Linked DNA regions of Homo sapiens: region 1 is linked to region 2. The links are chromatin contacts, found by Hi-C or POLR2A ChIA-PET in ENCODE. All regions are on one chromosome and are shown on one strand. Each heading gives the region's core, a stretch centred on a gene start or an enhancer-like site at or near the end of the contact. The rest is flanking DNA. Distances are from core to core; before and after follow the strand shown.

The links. A loop is a pair of places that touch in the nucleus more often than their neighbours do. ChIA-PET counts read pairs that join two places held with the same protein, here RNA polymerase II (POLR2A). Pooled maps may share reads with other maps.
Region 1: a loop to region 2 is called in a map of endothelial cell of umbilical vein, with 7 times the contacts of the local background. The contact joins two enhancer-like sites. A Hi-C loop is called at or near these places in 3 of 168 maps with a recorded cell type or tissue (IMR-90, endothelial cell of hepatic sinusoid and endothelial cell of umbilical vein) and 3 of 50 pooled maps. POLR2A ChIA-PET finds 5 or more read pairs at or near these places in 3 of 52 experiments (AG04450, Panc1 and endothelial cell of umbilical vein).

The regions. Positions count from the first base shown.
Region 1 is chr6:131,978,573-131,985,377 of GRCh38, reverse strand. The region is part of intron 2 of CCN2-AS1 (CCN2 antisense RNA 1); the gene reads right to left. Among named protein-coding and RNA genes, the nearest start is that of CCN2, 31 kb to the right of the region's middle. Within about 2 kb of position 4,162, at least 4 of the 41 ENCODE cell types and tissues checked have a DNase peak (open chromatin) inside an H3K27ac peak, as active enhancers do; they include IMR-90 and endothelial cell of umbilical vein, where a contact is called at or near this core.
Region 2 is chr6:132,060,201-132,066,681 of GRCh38, reverse strand. The region is part of intron 2 of CCN2-AS1 (CCN2 antisense RNA 1); the gene reads right to left. Among named protein-coding and RNA genes, the nearest start is that of MIR548AJ1, 52 kb to the left of the region's middle. Within about 2 kb of position 2,766, at least 3 of the 41 ENCODE cell types and tissues checked have a DNase peak (open chromatin) inside an H3K27ac peak, as active enhancers do; they include IMR-90 and endothelial cell of umbilical vein, where a contact is called at or near this core.

The DNA.
Region 1 (6,805 bases), core at 2,913-5,412, 83 kb after region 2:
TTTAGAGCCAAGATGGTGGTTTTCAATAAAACTGAGAAAGGGTGGATTGCTTTCCCACAGAAATTGTGGAAACATACATGCTATCCAACCTTAGAATTGTAAAATTGTTCATGTTTTTGATCTTAGGACCAAAGGAAAAACTACAAATTCCACTGTTTGGAACATTTAATGGAAGAGTTTTAAAGGAAATCATTATTATAATCATGGTACCCACCAGTACTGTGAGAATCCAAGCTCTGTCAACATTTTCTTTATAAATTCACTGTTAGGACTTCCTAACTCATCAAGTATTATTCAGCTCGAGCTAAAAAATCTGAAATGTAAGATCTTAAATTGTGAGTGATATTATTCCAAGAATTAAGGAGGAAAATGGATATCATGTGATTCAGACACAATAGAAAAATGTTTGGCTTGTGCAGCATTTTAACAGGTATTAGCTGTCTGTTACTTTGTTTTTCTTGCTTTGGAGAAAGTTTTTGGGGTGGGGGGGTTGACTTGGAATGGAAAGTTAATTTTAAAAGTTAACATGTTATATACAGTTTCATAAACTCTTAAAAAAGAAACCTAGGTGTTGTCTTCACTTTCAGAGTCTGCACAGGGGCTTGGAATCTCACAAAGAGAGATTACTTTTAAGAATTCTGGCACTTTGCTTTTAGTTTAAACCATAAAAAACTGAAAGAACAGCCATTTCTAATCCTGCCCAGTACATTCCAGCTAAATGGAAGCAAGAAGACATGGAATAAAAAGAACTATTCAGTCATTTCAGAACTTCAACAAATATTGAGTTAAATATCTTTTCCAATAAGGGTTAAAGCTTAAAGGCTCTGATTCCTCTTAATATACTTCCTTTATCTCTATATTTTATACTCCTTGATATTACTTTTTTTCATCTTCCTTCTTTCAGATAACTTGCTTTTAATACAAAAATCAAAGATTAAAAAAAGTGTAACAAGTCATAGCTTATGAAGGCAAGTAAACTCAATTTATTTAACAACTCTATCTGGAATCATAGTTACTTCACCACGTATCATGTTTGATAACCATAAATGGTGTGTAGGATCACATTAGATAGCTATCCCAAGAGAACAAATGAAATAGTGTAATCCATTCAGTTCACTATGGCCAATCTACATAGTCACAAAATACGGGAGAGAACAAAAAGATTAAGTTCCTCACTGATGTTGGAAAATAACACAACAAATTGCCCAAGGCTACTCTACTTGCCTGGAGTACAATTAATGTTACCTTATCTGGCTTCTCTGGCTAATGCAGTCAATTAGATTTTTACCTTGATGAATCTATAAAATACACATAGTCTACATGAAGTTCTAAGTTTAAATTCCCTCTGTCTCCCAGGATTACGAAAAGTCAGCTGAATAATTTTTAGGATGCAATGTAATTTAAATTCATTTTTTGGCAGGTCCTGATATTCCCTACCAAAAGAGTCATCAGGCTATTTTACCTAACCCAGAATTTCTGCTTCTGGATTTATTTTAGATAGTAAATCTCTTCATCAAACATTCATTTAATGAGTAAAGCCTTATGATAATAGACTTGCTATGGTTTGAATGTTTGTCCCTTCTGAAACTCATGTTGAAACCTAATTCCCAATGTGGCAGTATCAAAGGTGGGCCCTTTAATAAGAGATTGGCAGAGCTCTCATGAAGGGAGTGATCCATTCATGGACTAATGGATTAATGGGTTAGTAGACTAATGAGCTACTATTAGTCCCATGGTCCCCACTCATGGGAGTGGGACCATGCCTTTATTAGAAGAAGAAGAGATATCTGAGCTAGCACACTCAGCCCCTTTGCCATGGTGCCCTGTGCCATCTCAGGATTCTGCAGTACAAAGAACCTAACCAGATGTAGTCCCTTGACCTTAGATTTGTCAGCCTTCACAACTGTAAGAAATAAATTCCTTTTCTTTTTAAATTACCCAGTTTCAGATACTCTGTAATAAGCAACAGAAATGGACTAAGACAAGACCCATTTTAAATAAACTATACAATAAATAAGTAAAGTCCTGAAACTATGAAAATCATGGCTCTTTCCACTATTAGGCATTCTTTCTTATGATTCACACAATTTTATGCATCTTTTTTTGGCTACAAGTTCATCCTCATATTAAGTAAAAATGGTTTAAAAGTAAACTGATTGATGTGTCAGCATAATCCAAATACGGCTGACATCATCGTATAAGTAAGTATTGTGCTAAAATCCTGAAGTTAGAAGGTTTATTGTGAGTAAGAAGCCAAAAGTTCAGACATTCACCCAAAGTTGATCCAAACCTTTTGGGTTGGAAATATTTCAAAATTGGGCTTTCCCACAAAATGGCCTGTATTTCCTGTTTTGGCTAAGCTGGAAATGCAACAGAAACAATACTTCTTATGGCATGTCATTGCTTCTACTTTTGGTCTGAAAACACCAAGCAGAGACTATGAGTGTGATGAATCAAAAGAATAAAAGTTGAGTGGAGAGATGTCCTGGGCTAAGAAAGAGTTAATGGGAACAAAATTTCCTAACTTGACCACCAGTTAACCATAGCTTGGATGCCCAGTGTGCTATGAGTCACTAGCAACTGGCTCCAAAATAACACAAGAATATCTTAGGCTAGCTCATTACTGGAGTATATTGTTTAAAATATTTCCAGAAAAAAATTAAGCAGAAACAGTTACTTAATGGATAAAATGGTATTCATGTAAATTCCTTTTTACAGAATAATCTGGAAATGAGATGCACAAACAACTTGCCAGGGAGTCTGACAATGCTATTCATAACCTTCACTTAGAGATTTTAGGCAAAAATCACAGCTACCTTCAACAGCGTTGATAATAATAACGCTTCATGGGAAGAGTGTGGAATTGCTAAAAACACAACACACTGAAGTCTCAAAAGTTAAGTCTCAAAAGTTTTATAGATTGTGAATATAGGGGTATATTTTGCATCTTCCAAAAGGCCACTTAATGCTTCCTCTAACTTAATTTCTTAAAAAAGAGTCTTTAAACTTCTTACTTTATTAACTTAAACCACTAATGCTCAACCATTTGGTTAATATAGTTATAGGATCTGTACAATATTGATTGTGCATACGCAAATAAGAAACCAAATTTGGGAGCTATTATTCTTTTTTACTTGATTGCTCCATAATAAATGAGGATGGACAAGGCCCTTAACGTTGCAATATGGAAATGCCCTCTTCTGTAACCTGGAAATATTACTTGTCCCCTAATAAATAAGTCCCAAAGATGAAGTACACCTCCTAAAATAAATAAATAAACAAACACATGAGAAAAAGAAAAGCTGTTTAGGATTTGAGGCCAGGACAAGAGCCTTAATAGTATAATACATTGATACTAACCTATAAAGGAAATTTGTGAGTCCCTGCAAAGAAGAGTGAAAACTTAGAAAATAATGAAATGAGACAGCAGGACAGAGACACAGATCTAGGTGTCACTGGCCTTCTCATCCATCCCTTCCTGGAGGTCTGTCCATCCTAGCAAAAGGAGCAGGCCCAGCAGCGTGGTGGTCAGAGCAGGGTCTTGGGGTTCTGAAGCATGGTGGTGCAGAGGTCCAGACAAGGCAAAGCAAAGGAGTGGAGGATCTGTAGCTCAGAACTAGCCCAAGGCAAGTTCTCCACCAAGATCACAGCAAGAACCAAGCAGGCCAAAAGTTAGTAAATTCTAGAATAAGCGAAGAATGCCAGAATCAGAAAGATAACGAAGGGGCCTAGACCAAAGGTGGGAGTAATAATGACCGTTCTAGAATGTGCTTTAGGTGGGTGCAGAGAATGGAGAGGTGCCCTATAGGCTGGGGCAAAAATCTGGCTGTGGTGTGCATTGTTTGGTTTCTTTGTTTTTCTTTTGCTGTTTTGGCAATCACCATTTTGCCACACTTCCTGCCTCTCCCTTGGTTTACACCCTTTATACTTCATCTGTGTGTTACTTAAGTATCCCCATGAGTTTGTACCCCAGGTCTGTATAACACTTGACATGAAAAACAGATTAATCAAATGCACATATGCTATGTTTATAATTCATTTATATGGCTGGGTTAATAATTTAGTAATTTCAGCTAATGGTTTAGAAAAAAGATAAAGTCATAATGCATTTCTTGTTCTGCAGCAGTCAGGCTTCCTTCCTGGAGCCACGCTGTTGGCAGACTGAAACAGGCATGATCTATGCTGTGGGACCACATTCAGTTGATGGTAAAGCCTAGAATAGCGTTATTGGACTTTAATCTAGCAAACTATGCGTGTTTGTTTGTGAAACTTTGACTCCATGACAAAGACTGTATTTGATTTAGGACTTGCTTCAGTGAGGCAATCCTGAGAAAACAAAACTCAAATTACACAGAAGCAAAATAAATACATAAAGAGTGGCTCTCCTAATTTATAAATTAAATGACAAGGAAACCTTTGTATAGTGAGCTATTTACTGGGGGCAAAGACCATGTCTTATTCATATTTTATTTCCCAGCATCTAAGCATCGTGTCTGGCACATGGTAGGCACTCTATAAACGTTCACTGAACTGAACTGAATTGCATCGCTTCATATCCCTACTGCTCGACCCCTTTCATCAGGTTAACAGCTGCACTTAACCTTGGCTCAGCCTTCGCTACCTCAGAAAGACCCTCCCTGACCTCATGTATTTGATCAATTCCCACTAATACTCATAAATATAATATCATGCATTCTCCTTCAAAGCACCCATCACAGCTATAATTTTACACTTACAACCATGTGTCACATGAGTATGTTTTGATCAATGATAGACCATATATGTGACAGTGGTCTCATAAGATTATAGTGAAGCTTTTATACTGTATTTTTACTGTACCTTTTTTATGTTTAGATACACAGATACTTATCATTGTGTTAAAATTGCCTGCAGTATTCAATACAGTAACATGCTGTGCAGGTTTACAGCCTAGGAGCAAAGGCTATACTGTGTAGCTTAGGTGTGTAGTTGGCTATAGCATCTAAGTAAAAACATTATGATGTTCTCACAATGACAAAATTGCCTAATGATTCATTTCTCGGAATGTATCTCCCTTGCTAAAGTGATGCATGGCAGTACTTACAAAGCTATTTGATATAAGCAATACAAACCATAACAAATACATTCCAAGGAGGCAAGGGCTGTGTCTTTTGGTTTTTGTTCATGAGGTAGATATTGTTTTTGTTGGCACTCAGTAAATTTTTGTTAAAGCAATGAAACAAGAACCCATGGTTTCCTCTCATTCTAATAATACTCACAAAGCCTCAAAGAATATGAGATAAATTATCCAGCACATATGCACATTATAGTTGGAGCTAGGAAAGCAAGGTTTTGTGACGCAGAACATCCAGATGGGAAGAAATTGATAAAGAAATGGAAAAACACAAATATCATTCATTATGGTCAGACATTATTCTCCATCCTGGAGTGTATCATGGAAATGTTTGTAGAGAAACGTTTATTCTGCCGGGCACAGTGGCCTGTGCTTGTAATCCCAGCACTTTGGGAGGCTGAGGTTGGAGGTTCACTTGAGGCCAGGAATATGGGACCAGCCTGGACAACATAGCAAGACCTCATCTCTACAAAAAATAAAAATAAAAAATAGGCCGGGCATGGTGTGCATGCCTGTAGTCTTAGCTACTCAAGAGGCTGAGGCAAGAGGATCACTTGTGCTCAGGAGGTCAAGGCTGCAGTGATCTATGACTGCACCACTGCACTCTACCTGGGCAACAGAGCAAGACTCTGTCTCTAAAAAGAGAGAAATGTGTATTCTTTTGTAGACATTGTAGATGTTTTATTAAAACACACACACACATGGCCGGGTGTGGTGGCTCATGCCTGTAATCCCAGCACTTTGAGAGGCTGAGGCAGGTGGATCACAAGGTCAGGAGTTCAAGACCAGCCTGGCCAATATGGTGAAACCCCATCTCTACTAAAAATACAAAAATTAGCCGGGCATGGGGCGGGCACCTGTAGTCCCAGCTACTCAGGAGGCTGAGGCAGGAGAATCGCTTGAACCTGGGAGGCAGAGGTTGCAGTGAGCCAAGATCATGCCACTGCACACCAGCCTGGGTGACAGAGCGAGACTTCTTCTCAAGAAAAAAAAAAACACAAACACACACACACACAACAATCCATTAAGTTTAACCTAAAGAATCTTTTTACTAAAGGTTAAAAACTTTCAAATATGAATTTCATACGGCTCAACGTAATATTTACTCACATGTAAGCAGTTTTTCTATCGCATTGCTCTCTGTACCTTGGGAGTGAAATAGAGAGATACAGATCTAAGTCCAAAACACAATACTAAAAATTATGATATCTGGGGATTAATGAGGTTATTTTTGGTTAAAGAAAAATAAAGGGCAGAAACTGAAAGTTAATCATGTTTAATCTAATACAGGAAACTTTATAATAAGCCAATATATCCAATTATTCCAGTCAACAAGCTTAATAAGTAAAATTCCAGAATGGTTAAGGAAAAACAAGAACATCCAAGAGAGCTGTTGCTTTCATTTAATTTGACCCTTTTTATGAAGCAACTACCGTGTGTCAGGTAGCATACTTAGCACAAAGGCAGCAGCAGAGAAAGACACAGACACAGACATAACTTACAACAGTGAAAGGTTCCTCAGCCTGTACCTTGCACCCTTCCTGGCTCTTCTGTCTTTTCCCAATCCCTGGGGTAAACATCTGGCCTCAAGCAGGGCCACGAGGAATGCTCTCCTTCCCCTAAAAGGAAGGAATTTTTAGAGACAGTGCTATTCACCGTCAGGTTTTGATAAATATTTGTAGAAAAAATGAA
Region 2 (6,481 bases), core at 1,517-4,016:
TTTTTCATCATTCTTTTCTAGGTCATCTATAAATAGCATGTATAAATAACACTTAAAAGATTCTAATTAAATATGATGATCTAGCCCAATTTCCCCTCTAAATTTAGAAAGAAATATTCCACATGACAGCAGCTACCACCAATCAGTCGTCTTCCATCTTTGCAATCCCAGCACCCCACACTACAGCAATTTATTTCATCTCTGCCTCCCACTTGCCAAAACCAAGTGGTAGTCATTTTCCCATCTCAAAACTCCATGCACCTTTGTTCTCATCTCTCATCTAGTGTGTTGTGCTTTGTTTTTAAGCAAAGAATGAATTTGACCAAGAAACACAGAAACTCTACAGGGGTAAGAATACACTAACTGAAGGGTCTACATAAAAAGATCTGGGCTACACCATCTATTAGTCTTTTGCTCAGATATGTGGAAGACCCATACTGACATATGGGTCACCATAAGGAAGGATGGATGGTATAAGGAAGATGGCCAGCTGTTGCCACAATAATTAAGTAGACTCTGTCTACTATTTTCTATTAAACACTTCACCTCAGCAAAAGCAGCAAGATTGAAGCCTTATTTCTAAATAAGATCAGTTCTAGGCAAAAAACAAAAACAAAAAACAAAAAAAAAAACAGTGGTCAAAATCGTGGTCTTCTGCCATTTTTTTGTCTGTGTCTCCTTTCTCCAGTCAACCCTTCACCATAATCACACCACCACAAGGGTCTCTCACTGGGTACCCCTTGAAGATCATCATATCCAGCCAGAAGTCCACTTCCCCAAACCTTCCCTGCATCCTCTCTACACTCACTGAACTCTAAACCGCTGCCTCATGGGCAACTTGTTTGTTAATTTGATAAAAAGAACTTCAGGTGAAAGCTTGCTAAAGATGAGCTCATGTTTTGTCCATTCATAGTAACATACCATACCCACTCACAAGGTGTAATCCAGATGAGTGACTCATTGTATGTGGGCTTCGAATTACATGATAAGAACATATATTTTTAGCAATTTAAAGTCTTACTGTAGTATGATCTATAGTTTCTATAATTCAGTCCTTTTAAACAAGAGCCCAAAGGCCATTACTGCTCCTTCTGCTGCTCTCCAAGGAGCAGGAGCATTTAGTGTAAAAGGGAGACCTGCTTAGGCTCTACCTACTCAGATGTGGGATAAAGACCAGAACCATACAGAATGGCTACACAAAGATTTTGCCAATACTTCAGGAAATGAAAAAATGACAAGGGCAAAAATTGTTGAATCCCAACTCAGTAAGATCTAAAATCTTTAAAATGAGTTTGCAAAACTTTTGTGCAACACATGGAAGAATCTATTTCAGAAGACTTCTAGAACAATTAAGAAGGACGGTCAGGAAAAGATTACCTATTGGAGCAACTTTTTAATACCAGTAAATTTAGTTTGCCTTAGTAGCAGATGCCTTCACGACCTTATACGAATTGTGATATTTAAGTGAATGAACATACACACCATTTTTATTGCTGTTCCTACAAACTTCTACTTTGTTTTAAGTTCTCAGTCTTACCATCCGTAGTTTTATACACCACAGTCCTTTTCACAAGCGTGCCACAGCCACACAGGTTTAGGGAAGATTACTTATTTCCAGACAGGTCTATATCCCAGCCCCACCTAATCACTCCACTCAGCAAATACCTGGACTGTCTACGTGAAGTCTAGACGGGCTTCCAAGGGGCAGCTGAGAAAATGCAAAATTGCTCTCAGTTAGCATGCTGCAACTAAACCCACCATCTTCCTCCCTGGCTTATGAAAAAAATGCCCTTTCTCCAACTGTATACCATTCCTCACTCTTAAAATATTTTGTTTTTTGTTAAGTAGGAGAAGAAATACAACCTATTCTTAATAATTAAATGTGAGTATTGTGCTATTACATTTTCCAGGCAGATCTACAAACATTCCACCCTTTCATTTTTCTGAACAACACTATTAAGTTAGATATTATTCTTATTTTATAAGTGAGCCTTCCATCCCGCAGCTAGAGTTGAGGTTAGGGTCGGGCCTTCAGATTCAGTGCCTTTTCCATTATGTTCTTCCGCTCTCCCTTATTGAAATGTTTGTTGCTCTGTACATATTTTGCTATATAAGTTTTAATTACAACATCTGAATAGTAGGAAGGCACTCTGTTTCTTTTTTTACAGCACATAGCATAGTTTTAACTAATATTTCTAAATAAAATGTGTATTTGCCAAAATCAGTGACATATTTCTTTTAGATAAGAAATATTTCTATAGATTAGCCAGTGAAATTCATTAACAAGTTTTCAAGCAAAGGAAGCAAAAAAGAAAGTGGACCTTTTCAGTGCTATCCAGAGGCAAGGACATAGTCTGTCTTAACTCTTTTGATCTTCATGGCAACACCATGAGTGAGTTATTATATTTTATACATGAGAAACCTGAGTTTCAAAGAAGTGTCTTACCCAATTCACGAAATACGTGGCGGAAATGGGATTTAAACTTAAGTCTCTCTGACTCCAAAGCTCATAGCCTTCCCACTAAGCCATCATACCTTTCTACAGGGTGGCCTCTCTGGTAAACTCTACGAGAAGGAAATTTACTTTGCACAAAAAATTCAGTCTAAGCCTATCCTGATTAAAAGGTCGTGGTCTGTCCCTGTTCAGACAGTAAATTCCAGACAAAGTGCATGTGCACTGAGCACTAACTGTGTGTTTCATCCTGGAGATTCTCTGCAATAACAAGAGTTCCTTTGGGGAAAGTTCAGTTCTTTAGCCACCCTGGCACAGTCTGGGATGACTCAGGTCAGACTACAAAGGCTCCAAACAATCCCTTCTAAACAAGATCTTAAGAATGTCAATGACTAAGGTACAATTGTTCTCAGATGACCTTGGGTGGGGGCCATGATCACTCACAGTATGAAAAATTAAGTGATATGAGATGGGGAAAGTTAAGGTGAGGAGTTTTACTGCTTTCAGGATCCAAAAAGAAATTTTTAAAATGTGCCAACAGACTACAGCATAACCTGATAAATAGCAATCCTCTCTCAAATCTTACTTTTTCCTCTTTTGTTGAAGAAAATGGAAGATAAGACTTGAGTGAAGTTACCCTCTAAAGCCCTACAGGAAGTGTTTATTTTGTCTTATGTATAAAACCATAACTAGTATCCAAAAGAACTTGATGTCCCTGTTAAGAATGAAAAAGACCACGGTAAACAGCTGGCGGGAGCTGATAGCATGTCGCACCATGTGCATTCTTTACCAGCCCCTTGAATTGCTCATTTCAAAAAGGAGAAAACATTTCCTGCCTCAGTGCATAACAGGGAAAGGCGAATGGTCTGGAATGACCTCACAAGATTTAAGCAGTTTGCCAAAGAACTTAAACAGAATTTGCTCAAAGCTTCGATCAACTGAACATTTGCCATACTATTTCAAAAATGTCTGCATTCACAAGAAAGAAATGTCTGCATTCAGAAGAAAGAAAAATCCTCACCATGAGACATATTCTCAGTAAGAAATCATTACAACCACTGAAAATGTTTTCATTGTTAATATGTACAAGTGATAATATCAGAATTTTTGGTGTTTCTTCAATTTCCCTTACTCCTATCCAACTATAACTTTGTGAAAGCAAAGACTATAATTTACTAATGTATGGGTTCTTTGTAGAATTTAACATATTTATGCATTTACTCCCTCAACAAACAATTGTGCTTAACATTGTACAAACACTGGAGATACAAAGACATTTGATGTATAGATCAAATGTTTCTTGAGCATTTGCTGTGTTTCTGGCACTGAGCTAGAAAATGGGCTTATAACTGTGAACTAGACAGTCAACTGTCCTATCTTCATGGAGCTATCAGTCCAGTTCAGTGGGTCATAATCCTGGCTGTGAATCAGAATCACCAGGGAGCTTTTTAAATAGACCGCTGACCGTGCCTGACCTAACACCAATTAAATCAAAGTCAAGACATGATTACAATATACTATGATAAACGTAATGATTGAGAAAAATAAAGAGATATTTTGAGAGCACATAGAAAGTACATACAACCCAGATTCAGGGCTAAGTAGAATGTTTTAAATAATGATTTATCAGTTAGCCTAGGAAATAAAGGGAAGTAAGGGAGATGGAAGCGTTCTGGACAAAAGGTGTATGAGATTCAAAGGCAGAGAGGCCCATTTCTGGGGTAGTACAGTGATGTCACTGCTTCTGATGTCATATAGCATGCAAGGAGAGAAAGACCACCAAAGAGACAGGATAAGTATGTAGGGGCCAGAGCAAGAAAACCCCAGATTCTCATACTGAGGAGGAGGTATTTATTCCTGAAATAATTAAAGCTTTGGAGGAAATTTAAACAAGAAATGTATGTGATACGACCCATTATTTTACTTTCTTTACCCTCAGGCCACGGACACGTATATTTTGCAGATCTAGAAGCAATAATACAGTAATCCCAAATTGAATCATCTCTTAATCCCTGAAGAAAATCAATCATTTGATCCGCTAAAGCGATCTGTCATTATTCCACTTAAATTCATGCCCGGCTTTTTCTGTTTCCCTTCCAGCAAAATCAATCATTTGTCTTGCTCCTAAGACTTTCTCAAGCCCAATCCCTGAGTGATGCTGGGGACACTTAACACCCTTGTTCCCAGGAAGAGGAGAAAGCACTGGGGTATGGAAAGCATAATTTGAGCTTTGTGCACAGTCCTCCAGTGGAAAGGGAAACTAAGTATCCCAAAGTTGTTTTTAAAGCATTTTGTCAGCTTGCTTACCTGATAAGGCAAGAAAGTGGATCATTTATTTTCCTGGGAAATTATGGTAATTTAAACTTTTTCTTCAGAGTGTCCTATAATTGCCTTCTGGGTTTCATGAAGCCCAAAACATGTTTTTGTTATTTATATCCCCTTATTTTTCCCCACTATTCATAAAGCAGTGAAAAACAGTTCTTACAAATAAGGGAAAATTCAAGTACAGTACCTGCTTGTGTGACTCAATATTTTAATTTGATTTAAAAATCAATAATTTATTTTAACTAAATGACAGACATTTTATTCCTATGTACAAAGAACTCAGAAATTCCACCCTACCTCCCACATCCCGTTTGGTCACAAGAGAGATAATGGCTGCATTGACAAGAACTATTTCCAGTTCCTGTCAAGGGTCATTTCAGAAAGAAAGCTCAAGCAAAAGCCTCACACTATTATTTTTATTTTAGAACATTTAAAAATAAATAACCAGTTATTGGTCTCAAGGGTCTTCCTGTTTCTGCAAATGAAAACCTTGGGAGAAAGTAGTTTTATGCTGGTGAAGCATCAGGTTGGTCAGATTAAAAGGGACCAAAGAGAACAGCCCAAACCCAAATCCTATTCCTCTGGAGCTACAAGTGAGATGCTGGGTTTTTTTCCCATTCGGTTTTCCTAGTGGCCTTATGGGGTCAATCATATGAGATGAATACTCACATGAGACAAATTTAGGTTTTAATTTCCTTTTAAGAGGAGCCAGACAACAGCATGCCACATCTTTTGACATCAGTACTAATAGCAGATACGAGTTGATGCCTTACTCTGTTCTAGGCACCATGCCACATGTTTTACATACCTCTTTTTATTTAGCTTATACAATAAACCCATCCCAAGACCCTTATGTACATCCCACTGATAGGAAAAGAGACACAGCCAATAAATGGCACAAAAGAGATTAGAATCCGTTTTTTAGACACAAAATTGAAAGCTCACAACCACTATGTATTTGTTTCTCTGTCATTAAACTGATTTTCCATGCAAATCATTGTCGTTCAGTATTCATATGATGCATATGTGACAAAGGCCCCAAGTAATGAACTGCTGCTCTCTGACTCATTACATACACATTTATGGTCTTTAGCTATGTATCACAAAGCTGCGGAACAGTATTTACATCTTCAGTGAGGCTCCAGCAGTTAACCATGAGCCAGCTGCAGGTCACCTGGCCTTACAAAACAATTCAAAGTTATATGCTCGTGTAGCTCTTTCCAGCCAGGAAATGGAAATAGAGTATTATTGATGGTATATTTGTTTTAGATTTGTTAGCCCTGAGATAGATTAATTGTCTGCTGAAATATTTATTCTTTTCTTCCTTGATAGTATCATTCCTGCTACTCTTGATACAGTCAGCATATTACCACTGAAAATTACTTTTTGTTCTCTTAATTCTACCTTCTGCTATTCTAACCCAGTGGTTAAAAATAAAAAAAAAAAAGTAAAAAACAAAACTGTCATTTTTTCATTCTATTGTTCATTCTGACATTTCTAGTTCAAGTCAATGTTGGCAATCATTCTTAATAGCCTCAATAATAACCCTTATTCAAGGATTTGAGAAAACAATGTGTGGAATCAGAGGAGCAATGTGTGGTATAGGGGGAGCAGTCTGTATTTTAGAGTAAGACTGGTTTAAACACTGGTGCCTATGCTTAACCTCTACAGTCCATGAGATTCTTATTTGTAAAACTTGAAAAT